Linked DNA regions of Homo sapiens: region 1 is linked to region 2. Evidence: chromatin contacts called from ENCODE Hi-C or POLR2A ChIA-PET data. All regions are on one chromosome and are shown on one strand. The core of a region is the stretch at or near the end of the contact, and the rest is flanking DNA. Distances in the headings are between cores, read along the strand shown. Region 1 holds the start of CLOCK (clock circadian regulator). Region 2 holds the start of CRACD (capping protein inhibiting regulator of actin dynamics).

What was found. A loop is a pair of places that touch in the nucleus more often than their neighbours do. ChIA-PET counts read pairs that join two places held with the same protein, here RNA polymerase II (POLR2A). Pooled maps may share reads with other maps.
Region 1: a pooled map shows a loop between it and region 2 (5-fold over the local background). The contact joins the promoter of CLOCK here to the promoter of CRACD in region 2. A Hi-C loop is called at or near these places in 2 of 37 single-sample maps with no recorded cell type and 9 of 50 pooled maps. POLR2A ChIA-PET finds 5 or more read pairs at or near these places in 2 of 52 experiments (H1 and OCI-LY7).

Annotation. Positions count from the first base shown.
Region 1 is chr4:55,543,716-55,549,915 of GRCh38, forward strand. It overlaps CLOCK (clock circadian regulator), which reads right to left and starts at 3,194. Exons shown (of 23, transcript NM_004898.4): 1 at 3,067-3,194. It overlaps LOC124900704 (a long non-coding RNA gene), which reads left to right and starts at 2,150. Exons shown (of 2, transcript XR_007058122.1): 1 at 2,150-2,895; 2 at 3,901-4,174. RefSeq lists silencers at 2,190-2,819, 2,940-3,039, 3,100-3,469.
Region 2 is chr4:56,047,534-56,053,406 of GRCh38, forward strand. CRACD (capping protein inhibiting regulator of actin dynamics) reads left to right here and starts at 1,565. Exons shown (of 11, transcript NM_001393381.1): 1 at 1,565-1,766. RefSeq lists a silencer at 1,291-1,930 and an enhancer at 1,461-2,136.

The DNA.
Region 1 (6,200 bases), core at 1,944-4,443, 500 kb before region 2:
TGCAGTGAGCCAAGATCGTGCCACTGCACTCCGGCCTGGTGACAGAGCAAGACTCCGTCTCCAAAAAAAAAAAAAATTGAAATGTAATTCCATTTTTAAAAAAGATTGAACGGACCCACATGGAATTCAAATGAAAAATAAGTGACACTTTGCAGAAGTCTATTAGAAAAACCTACATATCAAACAGAAATAATATAAGTATCCTATCCTACAAAATAAAAAGGAATACTGGTAATATTACAAAAATGCCCACAGCAACTGCAATCCATTACTCACTATTCACTACTTTCATTACACAATATTAGTCACCAGGGGGAGTTTGAGGGTCCCCTCCCAAAATTATATCTCATCTAACAGCTGCCTGTGCAGTCTTAACCTCATTAAACAGGTTTTCAACAATCCAGTCCTAAAAAAATGTTCATTTTGTACACTTTCATGAGAAACAACCAGACACACACACACACACACACACACACACACACACCCCAATTTACCTTTCACTGGGGTTCATGTTTGATTTCCTCAAAAGAAAGAAAAGTTTCCCAACCTGAAAAGCAAACTAACCTAGACAATCAAGTTTACTAGCACTTTAAGGGAATGTTCACATCCTCCTCATAATTGTTTGTCATGAAACTTTGGGGTTAAGTAAAATTTTACCCATCTATGACTCCTGAAAAAAAGAGGAGGGGGAAACACAAACTACACTCTGAAAGCAGCATAATCCAGCCATAATGCCAAATGTAAACAGTCATATATTTTAGCAAGGCAAGATATAACTAAACATCTTTAAAAGATAAATGCCTGTGACCTCTGCAATCTTAAAAATTAAAGTGTAAATAGTCATAAAAGGTATCCCAAACTTCCTTTTTAGTTGATTTTCCTAAAAAATATGAAAAGCAATCATATTGAAAATGACTCAAATCACCATAAATTAGGCAACAAAAATCACACAAATTATTTGGGGGAGGAGGATTTTTGTTTAATCCAGTTTATGAGTCCATAATACACACAAAAATTTGAAAACATGAAGACATACACATAATACATCTCATTTCCCACCATTCCCTCAGACTATTTCTCCCTCTCCTCTATTGTTAGTTTTCTAAATCCTCCCATAATTTCTTTATATAAAGAGCAAACATAAACTTGTATTATTACACCTCGCCCTTAAGATGTAACACACTATTCACAAAGTACCGCTACACCTTGCTTTTTTCACTTCATAGCAAATTTTTGCAATCTTTGCATGTTAGTACGTAGAAAGCTTCCTTATTCTTTTTTCATAACTGATTACGCCTAGCTTTAGAACATTTTCAGTCTGCTTTCTTCAGGCTAACTTTTTTTTTTTTTACTTTTTTTATTATTATACTTTAAGTTCTAGGGTACATGTGCACAACGTGCAGGTTTGTCACATATGTATAAATGTGCCACGCTGGTGTGCTGCACCCATTAACTCGTCGTTTACATTAGGTATTTCTCCTAATGCTACAGGCTAACCTTTCAAGACATTCTGTTCAGCCAACCACTTATCACAGGAATTAATTTCCTTCCCCCAAGCTTTGAAAACCAATCAGATTTGAGGTGTCCCAAGGGATAAGTTTCAGAGAAAGCAATTCATTATCTAAATTACATCCTTTTAAGAATGTTTATTTTCAAACAGGTAGAGGGGAATATTGCACAATTTTCTCTAATCGCTTAAAGCTACAAATCAGAACGCAATCTTCAAAGTGAAATTACCTTTGATTTGGGGGGATCAGCGTTATAGTCAAATCAACGACTGTAAAAGTTTACTTCTTGTGCTTTTCTTCCACTGTAAAAATTTTTTTATTTTTTAAAGAAGGCTAAAAAGCCTTAAAGTCTAATAGCACGGCATTCTAATAGCAGGAAACCACAATCTGATTTGATCTTTCATCTGCCAGGTCAGAGACTAGGCTTTTATCTTGCAGAATTAGGCTCACCTACCATCAACAAGAGGACCTCTACAAAGCTACAAACACTTTCAAAGAATATAAACTCTGCGGCGCTGCGTGTAGGAAATTACACTCCAGGGGCCAGAGCGCCAGAGCCAACTCCAGAAAACCCAGCTTCACTGGCGGAAAGAAATCTACAAACGCCAGCGGCGGTGACGGGGAACGGGAAGCGCGGGTGGACGGAAGAAGAGAAACCGAGCGCCTCGCCGCCAACCCTCGAACCCGCGCGCGGTCGCTGGAGTCAGACGCTAATAGCCGCGCGCTGCCTAGGAACGGAACCCCGGAACCACCACCACTAACGGAACCAGCCCGCGGCCGGCAACGGCGGCCGTTCGGACTGCGGACTGCGGCACGCGGGCCGGGCGCCGGGAGGGCGGGGGTTCCCCGGAGGAGCTGGCCGCCCCGGCGCCCCATTGGGCGCTGCTCCAAACGTGCCCGAGTGGTGACAGGAATAAAGTGGGTCACAAGGCCTAGCGGGTCCCCAGCGAAAGCTCTCTCGGCACCCGGTCCCCGTCTTTCCCCGCCTCCCAGCTGCTGGAATCGGCCGCAGCTCCGGGCGCCCTCAAGCCGCCCGGCCCCGCCGTGCACCCCACTCCCGCCCCTGCCCCGCAGGTAACCCCAGCTGCCCCAGAGGGCCTCTCAGGCAGGGCGGGCCTCGGCCCGAAGTCCCGGGAAAAGACACACTAGAACGACACGCCAAACTTGGGCTTCAGCTCCCGCCTTCCCCACCCTTGGCCGCCGCCCCCCGGCCCCACACACGCCGCCCCCCGCTCCCTCCCCTTCCCCGCGCCCTCACCGTGTGGCTTGCGGCGGCTCCGGCTTCTTCCCTCCCCCACCCAGGTCTCCCGCTGCGGTGACTCGGAACCACTACCCCGCCTGTGTCCAGGAGGCGCCGCGGCTCCCACCTCCAGCAGCACCTGGGGCTGTGAGTGGCGCCCCCCACCCACCCCCCCAAAAATTCGCCGCTCCTGTGGCCAGCTCCTCCTCCCCCTCCCTTCCCTTCCCCTCCTCCACCAGCCCAGGAGCGCGCATGCGCCGCCAAGGAAGCCAACCGGCACTCGGCAGGCCCTGGGCCCACCGGGCGGGCGCCTCTCACCGGGAGCGCTCGCGGCGGCGGCGGCCAGATTTCCTTCGCGCTCTCGCTCTCCGGGGTTTCCTTTTTTAAACCGGCAGCCGCAAGCCGAGTCCGTGATTGCGCCCCCTCCCGGCGCATGCGTCGTCAGCGACCCCGCGGGCTCAGACGGCCGGCGGAGGCTCTGCGCTCGCCCCTCCCCTCACTCTCCCTTTCCCCAGCGCGGCTCGGTGCGCATGCGACTTGCCCCGTTAGGCAGCACGGAGCCGCGCCAGGGGATCCCGGACGCCCGAAGAGACTCCCGCGCCCCTTGGGCCGAAATCTGGCTCTGCAGGCGCACCGTTCCCTGCCCCGGCCGGGAACGGCGCCGGTTACTAGAAAGCCGGGGAGGCGGGGCCTGGTCGGGTGGAGGGCGCGGCCGGCCGGCAGAGCGCTAGCCTTAGGTCCTGGAGGCTCTTTGGCTTTCCCCCCGTATGCCGGGGGCTAGGAGGAGGAAGAAGAGCTTCCTGCCGGATGAGGGATCCAGAGGCCAGAAAAGGAACCCGCTCTCCCTTCCAAAGCAAAACACTGCCGACGCCAGCTTAGATTTTTCGGGTGTTGGCAGGAGACTTTTTCCCCCAGTGGCATCATTCGTGTTTCCTCTCCTGGTGCTGGGAGAGAAGAGTTGCAAAGGCGCCTGGACCGCCAGTAACATCTTCTCCCATCTCCTGAGGGAGCGCGGCTTGGGTTGCTTCTTCTTGGTGGGTGGGCCTGGGGAGACAGGGCATGCGCCCTCGGCCAGAGGAGGGAAGCGAAAGGAGGTCGGGATTTATTTGCTCATTTGGAGATTTTTCCCTTGCCCTTTTATTAAAAATCAAGTGACAGTGTAATGGAAGATGGAGAATGAAGCATCAGAAATAAACCAGGACCCTAATTTGCATGGATTTCCTCGTTGGAACAACGTGTGACTACTACTTATCTTCGGGAAATTACTTATCTTGATGCGTTAAGGCACATTTGGTCCACATGAGAAAGCACATTTCAGTGCTTCTACTGGAAAAGAGATCTTTACAGTCTTAATTCCTAGTAATTCCTATGTTTTAATGAATATCTTTTGGATTTGAAATAAAAGCCATCTTTTTCTTTCAAAAAATGCACTTTTCTGGCCGTAAAATCCTCCCTTTAAAGTAACAGTCACCTCAGTAAACATTTTCAATTCTTGCTGTATGCTCTGGGCAAAAGAACATCAAACTGAAGCACTTATTCAGATCCTTGATCCTGCACCTAAGGATTTTTCTTTCAGGAGTGGGAAAACATGATTTGTTAATTTACCCCATCATATAGCAGAAGATATTTTGGTCGACATTTTTGCCTGTTCAGCATTCATTCCCTATTCTGATAATTTCTTTTGAAGAACTATCATTTATCCACTCTCAGTCCATATGGTCTGAGCAGGACACAAGGGGAAGGCATATTTGAGTTTAATCCTCGGTTGCAAACTACGGTTCCTAAGAAGGGTGTTACGTCTTTACCAATGGGTTTAAATCTGGGAGAATGGAGACCTGGAGCCATCTTTCCACACGTGAATTCTGAGAAAGAAGGCAACACGGAAAAAAAGCAGATTTGAAGACAGGTTTGGCCTAAAGACATGTTTGAGGCCTGGAAACAAATGTAGATTAGATTCCTCTGGAAATTTCGTTAAACCAGTCAGTAAATTCTTGCATCTGTTTTATTGCTTAAACCAGTGAGAGGTTTTCTTTCACATGTAATCAAGAGTCCCGACTGACAAGAGGTAGGTAGCAAGACGGAGGCAAAGTTATTAATACTGATAAGGTAGGTTGCAGCCAGACAAGAGAGGGCTTGAATGCTTTCCCTAGGATGGATTTTTGAATTTTATTCTAGAGACACTGATCCCTCCTTATATTCCCCATCATCTAGAACATATTATCTTCAAAATACCTTTGCCCTTTTTAATGATTTCATTGTCCTCTCAGTCACCAAGATCAAACCATGTCCATCTTTGACTCCTCCCTCTTTCACTGTATTTAATTATTTACCAAGACCTGTTGATAATCCCCCGTTTTTCTGCTCAGTCCTCTCTCACTGCTTGAACATTTCCCATGGTTCAGTTCACAGCTTCTCCTTTCTCCCACATTCTCTCCAAGAAAAGAAAAAATGTACTGGATATGTCTTTTTTTTGAGACAGATTTTTTGAGACAGAGTCTTGCTCTGTTGCCCAGCTGGAGTACAGTGGCATGATCTCAGCTCACTGAAACCTCTGCCTCCCGGGTTCAAGCAATTCTTGTGCCTCAGCCTTCCAAGTAGCTGTGATTACAGACTCCCACCACCACACCAGCTAATTTTTGTATTTTTAGTAGAGATGGGGTTCCACCATGTTGGCCAGGCTGGTCTTGAACTCCTGGCCTCAAGTGATCCACCCACCTCAGCCACCCAAAGTGCTGGGATTAACAGGCGCGAGCCACTGTACCCAGCCTGTATTGGATATTTCCAATAGCTTTTCCAACTTCCAGATCCCACATTTCCATAAAACAAAAATCCTGCCTCATAATTTCATAGCTCCTAAATTTATATTCCATAGCCTTAAACATAATTTCAGATATTCTGTTCACCCTTTCTTGTGAACCTTGCTATCATTTAAACTGAGTATTTCCAACTCCTCTGTCAACTGATTTCCCCCAGTTGGTAGGCAACGTATCATAGTGGTTAAGAGTACAAAATTAGGATCTTAACTGCCTGGATTTAAATCATAGCTTCACCACTAATATTCTGCATGACTTTAAGCAAGTTATTTCTCTGTTCTTTAATTTCGTCATCTTTAAAATGGGATAATTACAATCCTATCTCATAGCTTAACCGAGACAGTGTGTGTGTCTGTGTGTGTGTAATTTTATCTGGTACATAAGAAATCCCATAGAAATGTTGGCTATTCTTGTCAATGATGTTCCTTTTTGGGTAATTTTCATGTCTCTTTTGCTCTAATTCTTGCCCTAACTCCTATGTCCCATCAGTCACAAAGTCATATCTGTTCTTTCATAGTAACTCATCCATTCATTGACATTCCTAGTTTTACTACCATACTTTAAGGTGAATTGGAGAACAGGAAGCTTTAAGATATGCTTAATAGAGAATATAAGGTTAAGTATTTTTTTAAAGCTTGC
Region 2 (5,873 bases), core at 315-2,814:
GGATGCGCCACTACGCCTGGCTAATTTTTGTATTTTTAGTAGAGACGGGGTTTCGCCAAGTTGGCCAGGCTGTTCTTGAACTCCCGATCTCAGGTGATCCGCCTGCCTCGGCCTCCCAAAGTGCTGGGATTACAGGCATGAGCCACCGCGCCCGGCCGGCTTCTGGGAACTTCTAACGCTACTAAACTCAAATCAAAAGAAATTTGCTCAACCCTTTCTAAAACTCTGCATTATTCTAATTTGGAATAAAGCAGACATAGTTTAGGATATGTGCACACTGAACTAAGTATCTATATTCACGAAAATACAAAGCCATATATTATACTGATATTTAACTTAAATGTTTATCTAGAATAAACCAGTTGGATAAGGTAACATGCACTAGATTCTCCCAGTCTCAAGGTTGCTCCTTTAAGTCATGCAGTGAAATTACTAGTCCTTGGCCAATAAGGTGAAACCTCGTCTCTACTAAAAATAAAAACAAAAATTAGCTGGGTGTGGTGGCGGGCGCCTGTAATCCCAGCTACTCAGAGGGAGACTGTGGCAAGAAAATCGCCTGAACCCGGGAGTTGGAGGTTGCAGTGAGCTGAGATCGCGCCACTGCACTCCAGCCTGGGCAACAAGAAACTCCGTCTCAAAAAAAAAAAAAAAAAAAAAAGAAAAGAAATTACTAGTCCTATTTTTGGCATTTGGGACATCTGGCTCAATACTGGGTATAATTTAGGGCTATCTTTCGTATTTTGCATCTTTTGTCTAGTCATTTTGCTTTAAAATTTCCTGTTTAATAATGATATTCAATTATTTTTAGCATCCTTGCATACATAGTAAACTAAAAAGATCACCAGAAACTGATTTCCAGTAGTTGCACTGGCATAGTCACAACAAAAAGTATGAAGGAAAAGTCTTGTTTTCTTCGTTAGCCCACAAAAGGAGAAGTCATTTTCCTTAAAGCATCAAAATCAATATTTAATTTCATTATGGCTGGGGACAATAATGCACATTGTCAATGTCACTCCGTTCGGATGTACAGGGACTCAGCAATGCAATTTCTAGCCTTTCTATTTCTAGGTGGCATTTTCCAACTTACTCAACTCTCAGGAGTCCCAGTGCCATTTATTGTGGTTGGGACTCTGCAGGGCGAAACTTCTCCTGGGCTCCCGGTATCTCCTATTAGAGAGACTGCTGCGGGTAACAGGGACCGAATTTGCAACCTGTGGGGTGGTGACTGATGGTCCAATGTTCTCGCCACACGCAGGATGAGCCTCGCTGTGAGCCCACCACTGTAACCTCAGACCCCACGAGTTCAGCACTCCCTCGAGTCAGGCTTTGCAGAAGCCGGGAGGGCACTGGTCAACCCCACGCCCCTCCTTGGGGCCCGCTCCTGGTTTCTGGGCACCCCTGGGGAGGGGAGCCATCTGGTGTGCGCCACTCCCGGAGGGCGCGAGAAGGAAGCCGGCGCCTCACGCTCAGCTGTCCCTGGGCGAAGCCGGGCGGGGCGGCGGCGCGGGTCCGAGCGCCCGAGGCGCCGGCGGAGCATGTGACCACGCCGCGCGGGGCCGGGCGCGCAGTGCCGCGCGGTGGCGGCAGTGGGGAGAGCAATGGAGGCCACGGCCGACTGAGAGGCGGGTGCGCTGCTGGTGCTGCTGCCGCGGCGGCTGCTGATGCGGAGGCTGCCGCGCGCAGTGCCGCCGAGTCCGCCGCCCGCCCGGGACCGCCGGTCGCCGGCCAGCCGCTCTGCCAGCCGGAGCGCCAGGCGGGGACCTCAGGTGAGCGCCTGCTCGGCCCGCGGCCGGAGCCAGACAATGGGGACAGGGGCGGGCTTCTCTCCTCCACTCGCGCCCCTCCGGGCCGGGCCCCCGCAGCGCCCCGGGACTCCAGGGGACCTGGCCCCGGGGGCGTGGGCTCGGCGCGGCGGGCGGTGGGCTTCGGGGCGGTGTCCCCATGTGGGAGGCGCGGACCCTCCCGGAGGAACCTGCGCGCGGCTTGCGCGCTTTGGATCCCCGCAGGGGAACCTGCCGCCGGGCTGCACCCCGGGAACTTGCGGAGAATATGGGACCTCGCCTGCCTTCTCCTCTTCCCGCGCCTCGCCATCCTGTCCCCAGGTCCCTGGCTCGGTCCCGACCGCGGCAAGGGCCAGAACCAGACCTCACCGTCCGGGATCGCGGACGCCGTCCGGGCTCAGCCCTCTCCCCACCGCCCCCGGAGCTGCATTGCTTTGTTTAACCTCTGCCAGACCGTTTCGCACAAACTCTTGTTGCCCCAATTCTGATGAGCCACCAGTTTGATAGCTGAGGCAAGACAAAGGTTTCCCCTGTTTACCAAGGGCCGGGGCCAGGAGACTGCGCGCTGCCCGTGGTGTAAAATCTGTTTTCTTTATCTTCGCCCGGGGCTTGTTGCGATGGTTTTCCTGGCACTATAACCGTCCTTTCTTGCAGAGCTCTGTAGTGGCGAGATTGGACCTCCTAACCCTACGGATACGGTGGGTGGGGTATGGCTTTTTTTTTTTCATGATTATCAGTAAACAGAAGCCGACTTTGAATTTTATAATATGTGTTCTTGAGTTAGAGACATCGTAATCATTTTCTGAATTCTGAATTTTAAGAGAATATATATTTCAAGACACATTGATTCAGTGGAGGGGGAGGGGGAAGAAAACCTAGTAAGTACGACCATGTGTTGTGAAATTTTAATATGGTTTTAGGAATAATGGCTGGGAAACTGATCTGGTGTAGGTGAGGGAGTGTGTGTGTGTGTGTGTGTGTGTGTGTGTGTGTGTGTGTGTATTGGGGGTGGTAAGTGGTGGTGGTGGAGAGGGAGTGGTTAGAATACAAAGGATAAGGCAGTTTTAGAAAAAGATTCTTAGTAAATATCCTGTGGCAAATTTTTGATTCATTAAGTTGTGAGTTAAATCAATGTTTCCTTTAAAAATCACCTATAGTAATTGTGGAATTATATAAAAAATGGCTCACAGTTCTTTGGCATTGTTTGTGACTCAGGAATCTGAATAAAACAGTCAGTTTTGAGTAATTTTTAAAAAGTCAACAAAGAGAAGACTCCTTCACTACTGTCTCCTTTATCCTTTGGGAAAAGGGAATCCTTGTTCAGTATATTCAAGAGAAAATTGCCTATATGAAAAAAAATTTCAAAGGCAGCTTTGAAAAAGAAACATTTTGAAAAATATAATATGGTTGCATTACAGATCACTTCAACTCAGAAGTGGGCAGGGAAAAAATCATGTTACTGGATCGCCCTTTCCACTGTTGATTATTTAAAATGCATTGTATTCAAAAGCTTAATTTTACAGTCATCTCTAACACATTGAGAAACTTTCACTCTAAAGACTTAGCAGTACTTACCGACCACTGAATTTGGAGGAGGAAGCTAACACCAACTTGACAATAGGCAATTGGTGTGAGAAACAAAAGCTAGCTCTTGGTAATAGTTCATAGTTCTTCATAAACTACAAAGCACTATAATAAATGTAAGTTATTATTATCGCTAGATGAGGAAGCTGTGTTTTACAGTTTTTCTCTTACCCAATTTCAGACCAATTAATTGGCATTAATTTGAAATTCTCCAGGGAAAGGGACAATCTTTTAGTCTTTTTTTGTGGTCTGTATTTCTGATCTGGCACACAGTAGGTGTTCAGTATGTAGTCATGGAAAGAAAGAATGAATAGGTGAAAAAAATACAAGTGGATAAAACGTGTACAGATGGAATTTGTTTACTTTTTATTCAACGAACATTTACTGAAGGCCTACTGTGTGCCAACAACTGTGTAGAGGTTTTCCACATACAGTTGATGAAAGCTTGGTGACCTCCTTTTTCAGTCATAGTTGATGTGTGTTTCTTCCAAGAATGGGGTCTCTTGGGTGGTTTTTTTCATCATTTTAAATCATCTCCTGTAACTGAGTGGCACAATAGAACATTTCACTTGTTGTATGTGCATATAGTTTCTCACAATGGCCTGTGGGGAGGCAGGGCAGATATTATCATTCCCGTTTTGTAGGTGAGGAAATCCAGACATGGCGAGATTAAATGACTTGCCAGCTCCTTGCCACTAAAGCAACAATGCCAGGGACAGAAGCTGGATCTCACGCCCAGAGCTTTCTCCCCTGAATCACACAACCTTCTCCAAGATACACTGTACCCCCAGAAAATCACGCTGGAATTAGACCCCATGAAAAAGTCTACCTTTTGGATAACTTTTACATAAAGAAAAGGTATATTTTACAACCTAGTACTTAGGGGAGTGGTTAAATACACAAGTTCTCGAGGCAGGTGATTGAATTTGAGCATTGGCTTTACTGGCTACTAGCTCTGCATCCTTGGCAGGTGATTTAATCTAAGCCTCAGTTTCCTCATCTGTAAAATGGGGGAAGTAATCCTATTTAGAACATTTTTGTGAGGATCAAATAAAATAATGTGGGCATAGCACAATGTTTAGTACAAACTAAGCACTCAGTGTCAGCTAATTTTTATTTTCATTATTTTAATGTAAAGCAATGGCTTTTAAACTTTTTAATTTTTTATTTTATTTTTATTTTTTTAAAGAGGTGAGGTCTCACTGTGTTGCCCAGGCTGGTCTCAAGCAATCCTCCTGCCTTGGCCTCCCAAAATACTAGGATTACAGGCATGAACCACTGCGCCCAGCCTAAACTTTTATTTTTGCACAGTAAGAGATGCATTTTACTTTGCCACCCAGTATACAGATACATTGTAAATATCTGTAATTAAAAAATTCATGAAGTAATGCTTAGACTTTGAATGTGCAATGCATTCTTATATTTTTTATTCTATTTTATTTAAAAAATGTTGGTTGAGATCGCTAAATGATTTCACATCCCATTAATGGGTCAGGAACTACGCTTTGAAAAGCACTAATGCTAAGGATAATCAGGTTAAGTGCATTTAAGAAAGCTGTTGTTGAATCTTTATTTCTTTTCTTCAAATGGTTTACAACATCAATTGGAGTTTGAATACTAAATTACATTTAAAAATAAGTTCTTAAACATTTCTTGGGAATTACCATCATTTATTGAATATTTCTCATGGTCACGTTACTGTGTGCTAAGTAGTCTATTTATATATGTTATCTAATTTAGTTCTCACAACAGCCCTGTAAGTAGGCCTTGTGTTTACATTTGATAATTGAAATTAAGACTCAGAGAGCTTTTTATTAACTTGCCCAAGGTCCTAAATTTAGAGAGGGATGAAGCAAAGATTCAAACTGAGTTCTCTCTGATCCCAAAGCCTGTCTGCCCTCTTAACCCCCATGGTTTTCTGATGTTCCCTCATAGTGATTTCTGAAGATGTTTCATTTCTTCCTTAACATAAATTTGAATGTCGATATTGAGAATTTACCCATTGTGGTACATCTTTTGTAGTTTCCTTTGAAATGACTCATTTCAAGTCAGTTTTCAACTTAGGGAAGTTAAGGAAGCATAACGTAATTCTTTCTGGCTTTAGCTGGTCTTTGATGTAAATATTTTGTAAGAGCTTCTCAGGTTTTTGTGATAGAGTCAATTAATTGGTCATTTTTATTGAGCATCCAAAGGTTTAATATATCTTCCTAAGAGACATGAAATAGCTGTGTAACTATAAAAAGACTTCATTACGAATGAATGTCGGCTTTTGTTAAGGCACAAAATGAAGCCTTACAAGCTACAAAAGAGTACTTCATAGTGTATTGATTGGTCTTAAAATCACAAGGTGCTAAAAGTATTTACTTTGTAAAGTACTTTAAGAAACCACCACCAAGTATCCTATTAGCGTTTTTTGTTTTTTGGTTTTTCAGTTCTTTACACGTTTCCTATGTGTATTTGTAGCAGTATTTTAATTTTAATATTTTGATATTTCTAGGACTTCCCTCT